Regions from separate parts of the Homo sapiens genome. Here region 1 is linked to region 2. The links are chromatin contacts, found by Hi-C or POLR2A ChIA-PET in ENCODE. All regions are on one chromosome and are shown on one strand. Each heading gives the region's core, a stretch centred on a gene start or an enhancer-like site at or near the end of the contact. The rest is flanking DNA. Distances are from core to core; before and after follow the strand shown. Region 1 has its middle 58 kb from the start of LINC03050. Region 2 has its middle 47 kb from the start of SPRED2.

Region 1 (6,935 bases), core at 4,031-6,530, 66 kb after region 2:
TAAGATCCTTAGTTTGCATATAGCTCGTTCATCCACTCATTTAACTCTAATTTCATGATCAATGTGTGCTGGCACTAGAAATGCAAAAGCGAAAAAGACATGGGCCTTGATCACAATGAGCTCATAATTTCTGTGAGGCTGTGATGGCAGCACAGTGCCTTGCACAGCAGGTACTGAGTGAGTGTTTCCAAGGTGGGGCAGATCCCAGCAGGTTGGTGTGGGACCCTTATCCAGCTAGCCTGGATGTGGAGCAGTGGGTGGGGGTGGCACTTGCTATGTGGAACCCAAGTTGAAGGTGGGGAACTCAATGTATAAAAGGGCATCATTATTACTGATGTTAAACATGAAGAAGTACCACGTGGCCACTCAGAAGCATGGACATTTTGTTTGTTTGGGGTTTTTTTGGAGATGGAGTCTTGCTCTGTTGTCCAGGCTGGAGTGCAGTGGCACGATCTTGGCTCACTGCAACCTCTGCCTCCCGGGTTCAAGTGATTCTCCTGCCTCAGCCTCCCTAGTAGCTGGGACTACAGGTGCACACCGCCACACCCAGCCTTTTTTTTTGTGTGTATTTTAGTAGAGATGGTGTTTCACCGTGTTGCCCAGGCTGGTCTTGAACTCCTGAGCTCAGGCAGTCTGCCTGCCTTGGCCTCCCAAAGTGTTAGGATTACAGGCATGAGCCACCATGCCCGGCCAGCATGGACATTTTGAACTGAAACTGATGTTAACATGAAACAGAAAACAAACAAGCTGCATTCTTCAGCCAGCATGCTCAGTAAGTTGGCATTTTTATTTTTTCTTAAGTTGGCATTTTTTTGTTTTATTTGTTCACTTAAGTCCAGGGGTCTGAAAACTGGCCCATGAGCCAAGTCCAGACCATTGCTTTATTTTATTTTATTTATTTAATTAATTAATTTAGAGATAGGGTCTATTGCCCAGGCTGGCGTGCAGTGGCGCCATCACAGCTCACTGTAGCCTTGAACGCCCGAGCTCAAGCTACCCTCTTGCCTCACCCTCCAGAATAGTTAGGATCACAGGCATGCACCTGGCTAATTTTTAAAATTTTTGTAGAGAAAGGGTTTCACTATATTGCCCAGGCTGGTCTTGAACTGCTGGGCTCAAGCAATCCTCCCACCCTGGCCTCCCAAACTGCTGGGATTATAGGTGTGAGCCACTGCGCCCAGCTGTATTGCTTGTTTTTGTAAATAAAGTTTTATTGGAAGATAGCCATGCTCATTTGTTACATATCATCTATGGCTGCTTTCGTGATGCAATGGCAGAGTGGCGTAGTTGCAAAAGAGCTGGAAATATTAATTATCTGGACCTTTATAGAAAAAGTTTGTGGCCAGGCTCGGTGGCTCACACCTGTAATCCTAGCACTTTGGGAGGCCGAGACGGGTGGATCACTTGAGGTCAGGAGTTCAAAACCAGCTTGGCCATCATGGTGAAACCTTTTCTCTACTAAAAATACAAAAAATTAGCTGGGCATGGTGGTGTGCGCCTGTAATTCCAGCTACACAGGAGGCTGAGGCAGGAGAATCGCTTGAACCCAGGAGGTGGAGGTTGCAGTGAGCCGAGATTGTGCCAATGTACTCCACCCTGGGCTACAGAGTGAGACTCCATCTCAAAAAAAAAAAAAAGAAAAAAAGAAAGAAAGAAAAAAAAAAGAAAAAGCTTGCTGATTCCTGATCTTAGTCTTCTACTATCTAAAATTAAAAAAAATCTTTTAAATTACTTTTAATGTATACATATATTTAGATAGAAAAAAATCCACAATAATGTAACAAAGGCCTCTGTGATTTTTTTTATGGGGAATCTGATTTGGAGGAATTAGGGGAATGGAACACTTTTAATTTTTTCTTAATATGCTTTAATACTTTTTGGATTTTAAATGATCAGATTCTATTACTTTTATATTTAAAAAGACTATCTTATTATATTAAGCTATTTAATTATATGAAACTATTTTTATTATATTAAAAATAACAGACTATTTTTAATTACCAAAGCTATAGAGTGTTTCTTATAAATATTTTGGAAAATACGGAGAAGCAAAAAGTAAATTAAAACCACCCATTATTGTGCCATCCAGAAATTTAGATACTGTTACTATTTTGGTGCATATTCTTCCTCTTTCATTTGAATGTGTTACTATTTTGGTGTCCATTCTTCTAGTCTTTTGTCTGAGTGTGTATGAGTGCATGTGTGTATATATATATACATATTTAATGTACTCATTATCTTTTGTGAACTATTTTTTAAAATTTAATAATATAATGTGACCGTTTTTTCTGGGTTGCTAAATAGTTGCCTGTTTAACATTTTATTTTATTTTATTTTGAGACAGGGTCTCACTTTGTCACCCAGGCTGGAGTGCAGTGATGCATTCACTGCTCATTAACATCCTGGGCACAAGTGATCCTCCTACCTCAGCCTCCTGAGTAGCTGGGACTATAAGTGTGCACTACCACGCCTGACTAATTTTTTTTTTTTGAGACCCAGTCTCACTCTGTCGCCCAGGCTGGAGTGCAGTGGCGTGATCTTGGCTCACTGTAACCTCCACCTCCTAGGTTCAAGTGATTCTCCTGCTTCAGTCTCCCAAGTAGCTGAGATTACAATGCCTGACTAATTTTTAAAAATTCTTTTGCAGAGATGAGGTTTCACTATGTTGTCCAGGCTGGTCTCAAGCCCTTGAGCTCAAGTGATCCTCCCGCCTTGGCCTCCCAAAATGGTGGGATTATAGGCATGAGCCACCATGCTCAGCCTACTTAACATTTTAAATGGTTGCCGAGTATTGTATCCTATGGAGATGTATAACAATGTGTTTAACTAATTTCCTGTTGTTGGAAATTTACATTGTTTCCAGTTTTAAACTCTTATAAACAAAGTTATGATAAATATGCTTGTAGATAAATCTTTGCAGATATCCTTGTGACTTTTATAGAATAAGTTTGTGTACGTTGAATCGCTGGGCTACAGTGTCTGCAATCTTTTAGGTTTTTCTTCCCCTTTTTTTTGAGTTACTTGTTGATAAGTTGTGCTACTGTAAATCCTCACCGGTGGTGTCTGAAAATGCTTGCTTCCTGGAACCTTCAACTTGGTATTACCAAAATTATCAACAGCAGTATATTTGCCACTTGCACTGTTGGTTTTATGTTTTCTCTTCTTTTTATTTTTATTTTTTGGTTTGGGTGAAGTCTCACTCTGTTACTCAGGCTGGAGTGCAGTGGGACAATCATAGCTCACTACAGCCTCGATCTCCTGGGCTCAAATGATCCTCCTGCCTCAGCCTCCTGAGTAGCTGGGACTACAGGTGCATGCCAGCATGCCCAGCTAATTTAAAAAATTATTTTTTTTTTTTGCAGAAACTGGGGTCTCACTATGTTGCCCAGGCTGGTCTTGAACTTCTGGGCTCAAACAGTCTCCTGCCTTGATCTCCCAAAGTGCTGGGATTACAGGCATGAGCCACTGCACCTGGCCTGGTTTTGTGTTTTCTTAGTAAATAGGTCTCCTCTTCCGATGGGCCACTGAAGTCTCAGCCTCTCACTGGAATGTTGAGCAGTAGTCTTTACCCTACATTTTCTAGGACAATTTAAGTCCTGAACTATGAATACTTGGCGGTACTAGCAATGAGGATCATTAGCCAGTTCTGGACGTTAGCCACAGTATAGGCATGTCCCTCTTCACCTGCCTCACTCAAACACAGGCGTGACGTGATGAGGCTGGTGAGGTTACATGGTCTGGCATGTAATAGGTCACACACTCCCTCCATGACAAAGGAAGGCTTTGTCACGAGGGTGGATGATCTCTTTTCTTCCATCCTTGGTTAAAATTCTTCAAAGAGTAGTATCAACTTTCGGCTTCCATTCCCAAATCCCGTAAGGTTCTGCTGAAATTGAAAACGCAGTAAGGAACTTCTAACAGCCTGATTGAGGGCCTTCCTTTTGGGTCTTATTCTCCCTTACCTCTCTGTGGCTTTTGGTATTTGACTTCTTGGAAGGTGTCTTGACCACAGCCCAGGTTCAACTGTTCATACTCAGTATCTTTTGCTAGCTCTTCTCTCCTTCAATTCCTTTTTAAAATTAATATTCCTAAGCTTCTATCCTTAGTTCTTGTCTCTTTTTCTTCATGCTTTATGCTTATAATCTTCTAAAGCTGTCATCTGCAGACGATTTACCTACTCTCCTTTGGCCACCTCAAAATCAACCTGTCCAAAACACAGCTCATCATCTTGTTGTCTCCTTACCTCGGGACTGGCTCTTCTTCCTGGGCTTCCTTTCTCTGACCGGCATCATCGTTGACTGACGGCTCCACTTAGAAACCTCGGAGGCATTTCTTTTTCTGCTTTGTGCCTTCCCTGTCACCATCTGACCCTGCTGGTTTGCTGTGGGAATGTTTGTTTTTGAATATCTGGAATCCAGCCTTCCTCGTCCTTGGCTTAAAGTAATTGCAGAGACTTTCTCTTCCATTTTTTTGCTTACGGTTTCTCCCAGGTAAATTCTACCTTTCATGCGTCTGCCACAGCTATCTTTCTACCATATAAATGTCACTGAGTCCTTTCTCCATTAAAAAAAAAAAAACCTCTTGGTGACTCCTCATAGTTGACCAAGGCCTTTTTTTTTTTTTTTTGAGATGGGATTTCACCATGTTGCCCAGGCTGGAGTGCAGTGGCTATTCACAGGCATGATCCCACTACTGATCAGCATGGGAGTTTTGACCTGCTTAGTTTCTGACCTGGCCTGGTACACTCTGCCTAGGCAACCTGGTGGTCCCCTGCTCCAGGGAGGTCACCATATTGATGACAAACCTACTGTAGATACCTGATCGGCGTGGTGCACCGTAGCCTAGAACTCCCGGGCTTGAGCAATCCTCTTGCCTCGGCCTCCTAAAGTGTTGGAATTACAGGTGTGAGCCACTGCCCAGCCACCAAGGCCTTCAGCATGTGGCTACCGCCTTCCTATTCTGGCTCCCATCCTGTATCTCCTCCTGCCACACATGGAGCCTGCACCTCAGCCAGCTCTCGTCTCTAATGAGTTTCCCTCTGGTTCCCATTGACGCTGTGTCCTCCATCCACAGTGCCCTTCTGGACTTGGAGAGATCTTCTTCTTCCTTCCCTGACCTCCTGAGACCTTCCCTGAGCCTCTGAGGCCTTTCCTCTCCTTTCCCCAGCATTACTCACTTCCTGCTCTCTGGCCTTTGGCACCTCAGTCAAATCACTGGTAAAGCAGTTAACACATTGTTATTCCAGTTAATCACATGTCTTCCCCACCTCCCCTGCTAATGATGAGTTTGCTGTGGAGAGGACCTTGCCTTACCACCTCTGCATTGCCAGGGCATAGAACAGTGCCAGGCATAGGGCTAAGTCACTCTCTAAATGTCTGTCTAATGATCTTACTTACCAAGCTTGTTCAGTCACTGTTATTTTAAAATGCAGTTGTTAGACTCCTAGTTTTTTTTAAATGTGACTAAAGCTGAGTTGATGTCATTATTGATGATCAACTTCCACACTGAGCTAAGTTTTTGTTTTCATTCATCACACACACATCTTATCTATAAGAGGAGATGGAGGCTTCCTTGAAATTAGTGTTCTTTTTGTAGTTCTATTACAAATTCAGAAAGAGTAGGCCTCCGGAAAATTCTGTGCTTGTTTTCATCTCTAAACAGGAAGTCCAAAGGCAAATAAAAATGAAGACAATCCCAGTTTGCAAACAGTCAAAATTTTTAGCAACTCTCTCACCAAGTACTCTGGGATTTTAGCCCAGTCCTACTAATTTAGAGGAAGGCATTTGCTCGGGCTGACCATGCCTGGTGCAATTGATGGGCCCTTAGTGCGTTGGCAGGCATACTTGCAGCTTGCAGGACTTCTTGAGAAGGGCACTTCACCTCTCTGAGCCTTAATGCCCTCATCTGTAAAATGGAAACATTGATCCTGCAATTATAGGGTAATTTTAAGGGTTAAAGGACAAAAATGCATGGGAGCCCTGCTTTGGGCCTGGCATGTAGTAACCGCTCAACAAATCATAGCTGCAGGCCGGGTGCGGTGGCTCACGCCTGTAATCCCAGCACTTTGGGAGGCCAAGGCTGGCGGATCACGAGGTCAGGAAATCGAGACCATCCTGGCTAACACGGGAAACCCCGTCTCTACTAAAAATACAAAAAATTAGCCGGGCGTAGTGGCGGGCGCCTGTAGTCCCAGCTACTCGCTCCTGAGGCAGAAGAATGGCGTGAACCCGGGAGGCGGAGCTTGCAGTGAGCTGAGATGGCACCACTGCACTCCAGCCTGGGCGACAGAGGGAGACTCCGTCTCAAAAAAAAAAAAAAAAAAATCATAGCTGCTGAGAGATGTTGCCCATTGCCAGCACATAGAAGTGAGCCAGGAAGTTTCTGCTACTTGCAGGCTTAACTCTTGACCAGTCCAGGAAATACTGGTGCTTTACCCTAACACAAGAGACGTTTTAACTGAGATTACCTGAAGTTGGGCAGGTGCAAAGTGGTTAGGAAGTGCCCTCTTGCTTTACAATCCAGTGACCAGGGAAGAGGCTTTTAGTCATTTATGGATGGTTTTCAGGGCTTCTTTTAAGCCCTAAAACTGTGCCATCAATTTTATGTGAAAGTACATTTGACCAGGCAAAGAGTCTTTGGTTTTTATCAATTTCTCAGTGGAGTCTGTGACCCTAAAAATGCTAAGAACCACTAGCCTGGAGTTTTACAGACTGAGACATTTGAATGTAGATTTTGTATCTCATAATGAATGATGGAAACAGTGTCTTACGTTCAGAGTAGAAGTCCATTCTAGCCTGGATCCACTGCCAGCCTGCAGTGTGGCTTTGGACATCCAGATGGAAAAATGAGAGCTCCTTAGTCAAGACTAGAGTGTGAAACAATTTGGCTTTGTTATAGCTCATGTCCTTGGGACAGGCCCTGTTCTGCTGGGAACT
Region 2 (7,215 bases), core at 2,161-4,660:
CACGGTGAGTGTTATAGCTCTTTTTTTTTTTTTTTTTTTTTTTTTTTGAGACAGAGTCTGGCTCTGTCGCCCAGGCTGGAGTGCAGTGGCGCCATCTCGGCTCACTGCAAGCTCCGCCTCCTGGGTTCACGCCATTCTCCTGCCTCAGCCTCCCGAGTAGCTGGGACTATAGGCGCCCGCCACCAAGCCCAGCTAATTTTTTTATGTGTTTTTAGTAGAGACGGGGTTTCACCGTGTTAGCCAGGATGGTCTCAAGCTCCTGACCTCATGATCCGCCTGCCTCGGCCTCCCAAAGTGCTGGGATTACAGGCGTGAGCCACGGCGCCCGGCCATGTTATAGCTCTTAAAGGTGGCACGGACCCAAAGAGTGAGCAGCAGCAAGATTTATTGTGAAGAGCGAAAGAACAAAGCTTCCACAGCGTAGAAAAGGAACACAGCGGGTTGCCGATGCTGGCTGGAGTGGCCAGCTTTTATTCTCTTATTGGCCCTTCCGGTATTCCCTTTCTGTCCTACTAGAGTGTCCTTTTTTTCAATCCTCCCTGCAATTGGCTACTTTTAGGATCCTGCTGATGGGTGCATTTTACAGAGCGCTGATTGGTGCATTTTACTGAGCGCTGATTGGCGCATTTCACAATGCTCTTGCTAGCTACAGAGCGCTGATCGGTGTGTTTTTACAGAGCGCTGACTGGTGCATTTTACAATCCCCTTGCTAAGACAGAAAAGTTCTTCAAGTACCCACTTGACCCAGGAAGTCCATCTGGCTTCACCTCTCATTGAGATCTTGGCTCACTGCAACCTCCACCTCCCAGGTTCAAAAGATTCTCCTGCTTCAGCCTCCCGAGTAGCTGGGACTACAGGTGCCTGCCACAATGCCTGGCTAATTTTTGTATTTTTAGTAGAGATGGGGTTTCACCATGTTGGCCAGGATGGTCTCCATCTCTTGACCTCGTGATCTGCCCACCTCGGCCTCCCAAAGTGCTGGGATTACAGGCGTGAGCCACCGCACCCAGCCCTTTGTCTATATTTTAAAAGATATAGATCGAACTTCAAATAATTTTGATGCCCGTTATGGGGCCTTTTCAGGCTCTGCCTCAGACATCTCTCTTGCTTGCTTTTGGGGAGAGCCCTTTCTGAGTTTAATGGCTTCAGTAACTGGAAAGGGGGTCAGCTTATTTCCCTCGAGATGTAAATGAAGCCCTTGAGACCTGGACACCTACATTGGCCCATTTCGAGGTGGTTGTTTTTTAGGACTCCTTTGTCTAATGATAGTGGGAAGGTTTTAGACCACCCGGAGAAGGCAGGTGGGAGGGGATTGGTCTCCAGAAACCATCTAGAAAGAGGGCCCCACCCTCCTGTGATCCTTTCTAAGAAGACTGGCAAGGCTGAAGAATCCTGGTCGCTTCCTCTTGTATGTTGTTTGCTTATCTCCTTTCCATTTCCTTTAGAGATTAGCGGTAAAACACAAGCAAGCACTTTTGAGAAACAGGCTGACCTAATACCATTATTTATTTTCCTCGGATCTGACATCCAGAGAGATGGTGCTAGTCCTCACAGTCACATAGAAAATTAGGATGTAGGCTCATACCTGTAATCCCAGCACTTGGAAGGCTGAGGCAAGAGGATGAGTTGAGGCCAGGAACTTAAGGATGCAGTGAGCTATGATGGAGCCACTGCATTCCAGCCTGGGTGACAGAGCAAGAATCCATCTCTAAAAAAAAAAAAAAAGAAAAGAAAAGAAAGAAAATTAGAATCTGATCTAGAGATTCAAACACAAGTTTTCCAAGGTTTGTCCTTGTACACTTTCCACACTAGACCACTTGCATCTCAACAGAGCACTTCTGGACATCATGGTTACCAGCTCTGGATGTAGAGCTAGACAGATCTGAGTTTGAATCCCTTTTATGGGTTGCATGACAGTGGAACCTTTCATGACTCTGTTAAAACCTCAGCCCCCCACCCCCAACCCCAAACTCCTGTAAATGTGGGGACTGAAGGAGGTGATCTACTTAAAAGCTTAGCACAGGTAGAGCCTGGTAGAAAGCAAGTCTTGAGGAGATGTCAGCTGTTCATATTCTTTTTTGTAAGTAATTCAAAGAACAAAGAAGTGTATTTTGGGATTTAGGGGGGTGGAATCTGATGGTTTTTCAAGTCCACATCCAGGGAGTTTACTGCCTTCTCACCTCATTTGGAAGATGCTCAGAACCATCCTGACTCGGAACGATCCTATGGAAAACTTGAAGTGTTTCTGCAGCACATAAAATCCTGGCAAATATGTAGCAATAACACCTGGGTTAAGGAAGCTGGACTCCTTGATATACCTTTCCAACCAACGGAGGTGGCATAGTCACCAAGAAAAGGGAAGTGTCTATGTGGCAGCCTTGTGTCCCACTGCGTGAGACTTCTGTGTTGGAGGGTGGCTAGGCTGGAGCCAGTCATGGTGTGCAGTTCCACACACAAGTCATTGCACTTAAGAAGACCTAGTTTGCCGGGAAAAGGTTTTACTCAGCAGATGAAAAGGAGCAGAACCGCCCATGTTGCTTACTGCCTCAGGGAAAATTGCCCAGTCCAGGAGCCCATTAGGAGGCTGTAGCTCCGACATCCCCAGGTGCTGGCCAGTAAGTAGGTTTCCTGGACTGTCTCTAACCTGGTTTATAAAGGAAGTCAGCCCTCTGGAATTTCTGACAGGTTTACAAACACCCAGGTTCAGGCAGGGTAGAGAAGCATGCTGGGCAGCAAGGAGTCCTTGTCTTGCTGAGAGAATTTGCAGACCAGGAGTAAAGAGAAAACTCCATCCCTGGCACACACAGGAAGCTTGCATCTGACAACAGGAAGGCTGGAACGCCACTTGGATTTGCTCAAGGAGGGTACAAGCATCTCCTGCTCATTGTCTCCTTTGTTATGAATGTATGTAGGGGATCAGCCCAAACAACCTGAAAAGAGATAGGATTCTGTACCCATATAGGCCACATGTCCAGGCTCAGGTACATGTGGGGATACAGGCTCCAGGGAGGCTGACTTGCATTCGGTGCCTGTCTGGGCTTTTCTCTAAACTGTGAGACAAGAGACAACAGTGGGACAAGGCAACAGCGGGAACCCACCTGGCTCCTTCTAATTGCGTTTATTACAAACGAGATGAGTGATGAGTTCAAGTTATAAGAAGTAGACTTGGAAGACAGACAAGGATGAAGGTTCCCTTTTAACTCTTTTCTGACAAACACACGCTTAATAGTTAGGACTGATGCAAAGATCCCACCCTTTTCTCCCCCCCTCCCGTTTTCCGGGCCCTGAGTAGTTGGAGGAAGAGTCTACAAAGCCAGATTATTTTTAGCCTTTGAGGCGAGGCTGATTCACCCCTCCCCTCGCCCCTTCCTTTGAAACGCACAGTCCTTTTTATTCCCTGGCCCAGCCAGGGCACCCGAGTTCTCTCGGGAGCTGCCCTTGAGCAAAGCTTGCTCAAAGCTGCTCCATCAGCAGGTTGTCAGCCCGGGGTCCAGCGAGGAGTATGGAGGAGGAGCTGACCTGCTAGTATGAAGGGTTTAAAGGAACTTAAGGCCGCATGTGGTGGCTCACGCCTGTAATCCCAGCACTTTGGGAGGCCGAGGCAGGCTGATCACCGGAGGTCAGGAGTTTGAGACCAGTCTGGCCAACATGGCAAAACCTTGTCTCTACTAAAAATACAAAAATTAGCTGGGTGTGATGGTCCATGCCTGTAATCCCAGCTACTAGGGAGGCTGAGGCAGGAGAATTGCTTGAACCCGGAAGGCAGAGGTTGCAGTGAGCCGAGATTGTGCCACTGCACTGCAGCCTGGGCAACAGAGCAAGAATCCTTCTCAAAAATTAAAAAAATCAAAAAGTAAGAGAATAAAGGAACTTAAGTACCCGCCAGTTCACTCGTTCATCCAATCATCGGTATAGGCAGGATCCTGTGCAACATTCAGAGGGGAGAGGGAGAACGAATCAGTGGGGTGTTATATCCAAGGAATAATTGATTGCTCAGCTAGACACAGAAATACCCTTTCTGTGATGAAAAATGCCCTGTACCACAGTTTTCATGACTACTTAAGAAGGGATGGTGTCTCTTAAAAAAATGATTGAGAAATATTTCAAACGTGAAAAAGTGCAGAGTGCATTATAACTCATAGGTATGGACTCCGAACACCCCTATTTAACTTTTGGCTTTATTGAATTGACTTACAAATGTTTTAAGGAATAAAACCTTAAAAATATCAGTTGAAGCCCTCCTGTGCTCTCTCCCCATTCTCCTACCGCATTCGAGGGGCCGTGTATCTTTCTAGTCCTTCACAAGTAGTCTCAAAGCAGCAAAAGGAATGGAAACTTGTAAATTAGCTACTTCCATTAAAAACACTCCTTTAACTTCTTTTTTTTTTTCAATTAATAACAATTATAGAAACGGGCCTTGCTCTGTTGCCCAGGCTGGTCTTTAACTCCTGGGCTCAAGTGATTCTTCCACCTCGGCCTCCCAAAGTGCTGGGATTGTGGCATGAGCCATCATGCCTGCCCCACTTTAACTTCTTCCTCTTCTCCAGGTTGGAAGCATCCTCATCTTCACCACCACTGTCGCCACCATTATCAGTTCCCATAGAACTATCTTCTAGCCACCACTGATTACAATGCAATTTCCAAGTCATAGAGCCCTGGAATGGGTCCAGAATGGGCCTTTAAAATCACAGTGGAGAGGCCGGGTGCGGTGGCTCATGCCTGTAATCCCAGCACTTTGGGAAGCCGAGGTGGGTGGATCACTTGAGGTCAGTAGTTTGAGAATAGCCTGGCCAACATGGTGAAACCTTGTCTCTACTAAAAATATAAAAATTCCAAAAAAACAAAAGTAAGCCAGGCTCGGTGGCTCACACCTATAATTCAAGCACTTTGGGAGGCCGAGTTGAGACCATCCTGGCCAACTTGGCGAAACCCTGTCTCTACTAAAAGTACAAAAATGAGCCAGGCATGGTGGTGGGCGCCTGTAATCCCAGCTACTCGGGAGGCTGAAGCAGGAGAATTGCTTGAACCTGGGAGGCAGAGGTTGCGGTGAGCCAAGATCGCACCACTTCCTCCAGTCTGGCAACAGAGCAAGAGTCCATCTAAAAAAAAACCACAGTGGAGAAACAGAGACCCCAACAGGTGGGGTATCTGCATATTGACAGCATGTATACTCAGGTTCAGAAGCTGGGAAGGAGCTATGTGACTGCCTAGAGGTCCAGCACTCCTGGCACAGACAGGGTGCTCCATAAACTCTAACAGCATGATTGTCCCTGTCAAATCCTGCCCACAGTGCACATGTGGTTAGTGCCCCGAACTTCATCCTAACCAATGAAAATATATCAGGAAGTGTTCATCTTGTTACTTAATATAATGAATGGGACATTTCACATAACTTCCTAACTATGAAAAAGTCTGCTTGGGATCTTTAAAACAGTTAAGTTGGACAGAAAGTTTTCAAGAGAAAGTGTTAGCTAGGCAATATGACACACACACTTGCCCCCTAAAACTAAAGAAAAAAGAGTATTAGAACCTATAATCAAACAATGTTTCGTGTAGTCTAATAAAATGCCAAGAAGCTAGCTGCCCTGGGGTGGTACCTCCCAGGAATCCAGGCTGGGCAGAGGGCCACTTGGAAGGAGGTGGGGGATAGAGCACAGGGCAGACAGATTTTTAAGCCCACCTGAGAAGTGACTTCATACTGTGACTGTTGGCTGGCTAGTCATAGTGAGATCTAATGCAGAATGGGTGTTGGACACTGCATTACATATACACATTCACTATATCCTCCTAACCTGTGAACCAGGAACTATTGCATCACCATGTACAGATGAGGATACCAAGGCCCAGAAAGCTTAAGGAACTTGTCCAAGGTCACACAGCTAAGGAAATGGTGGGGCTGAGGTTCTGTAACAGGCTAGTGACCCCAAGGCCCATGTCTTTTTTTTTTTTTTTTTTTTTGATGTATATAACCTGGGAGCAGTGGCGTGCGCCAATAGTCCCAGCTACTCTAGAGGCTGAGGCATGATTGGGCAACATAAGGAGACCTCTGTCTTTAAAAATAAAGAAATAAATAATTTAAATTGAGGTATAATCTACATAAAGTAAAATTCACTTTGTTTTGGCAGTGTACAATTCTATGAGGATTGACAAGTGAAATACCACCATGATAAAGATACAGAACAGCTCCATCACCCTCAAAAATTCCCTTGCGTCCTTTTGTAATCAATCCCTTCCTTCTAATTTTTTTTTTTTTTTTTTTGGAAACGGAGTCTCCCTCTGTCACCCAGGCTGGAATGCAGTGGCGCAATCTTGGCTCACTGACTGCAACCTCCGTCTCCCCAGGTTCAAGCGATTCTCCTGCCTCAGCCTCCCAAGTAGGTGGAACTGCAGGCATGCACCACTACACCTGGCTAATTTTTGTATTTTTGGTAGAGACAGGGTTTCACCATGTTGGCCAGGCTGGTCTCAAACTCCTGACCTCACGTGATCCTCCTGCCTCGACTGCCCAAAGCGCTGGGATTACAGGTGTGAGCCACTGCACCCAGCCTCGATCCCTTCCTTCTATTTGCCCCTGCCCCCTGTATACGCAGCGATCAGTTTTCTGTTTACTTTTTCTAGAATGTTATACAAATGGAATCATACAGCCCTTTGAGACTATTTTCTTTCATTTAGCAAAATCTGCATACATCCATCTTTTGTTCCTTTTTGTTGCAGAGAAATATTACGTTGTATGGATGTACCACTGTTTGTTTATCCATTCTTCAGGTGAAGGACATGTGGGTTGTGCCCAGCGCGGGCTGAATAAAGGTGGGTAAACATTTGTGCAGGTTTTCATGTGAATGTAGCTTTTCATTTCTCTTGAGTAAGTACCTAGGAGTGGGATTGCACAGCTCATGCTTCTAGCTAGCCTTCAGGATGTTGTATAACTAAGTAGATACTCAGGACTTTGGTAGATGTCAACAGCTCCCTGCTGCCAGAGAAGGACATGGAGAAAAGGAGGTTTTTTTTTTTTTCCCCACACACTTTCGAAAAATTCAGAAATAACTTTTTGTTCCAGCGTTCACATTTTTAATATATCAAAATGATAAGTTTATAACTTATAAAACAGTTAGTTTTGAGCTTAAAATGTGAATTTTGATCTGTGATGAGTGCTGAAAACTGAAACACTACTTTTTTTGTTTTTTTTTTTTTAACTATTTGCAGTCTTAATTTTCC

Evidence for each region. A loop is a pair of places that touch in the nucleus more often than their neighbours do. ChIA-PET counts read pairs that join two places held with the same protein, here RNA polymerase II (POLR2A). Pooled maps may share reads with other maps.
Region 1: a loop to region 2 is called in a pooled map, with 2.5 times the contacts of the local background. The contact joins two enhancer-like sites. A Hi-C loop is called at or near these places in 5 of 50 pooled maps. POLR2A ChIA-PET finds 5 or more read pairs at or near these places in 5 of 52 experiments (HEK293, Panc1, WTC11 and 2 more).

What each region holds. Positions count from the first base shown.
Region 1 is chr2:65,540,776-65,547,710 of GRCh38, forward strand. It overlaps the pseudogene RN7SL635P. Among named protein-coding and RNA genes, the nearest start is that of LINC03050, 58 kb to the right of the region's middle. Within about 2 kb of position 5,281, at least 3 of the 41 ENCODE cell types and tissues checked have a DNase peak (open chromatin) inside an H3K27ac peak, as active enhancers do.
Region 2 is chr2:65,476,346-65,483,560 of GRCh38, forward strand. No RefSeq gene overlaps it. Among named protein-coding and RNA genes, the nearest start is that of SPRED2, 47 kb to the left of the region's middle. Within about 2 kb of position 3,411, at least 2 of the 41 ENCODE cell types and tissues checked have a DNase peak (open chromatin) inside an H3K27ac peak, as active enhancers do.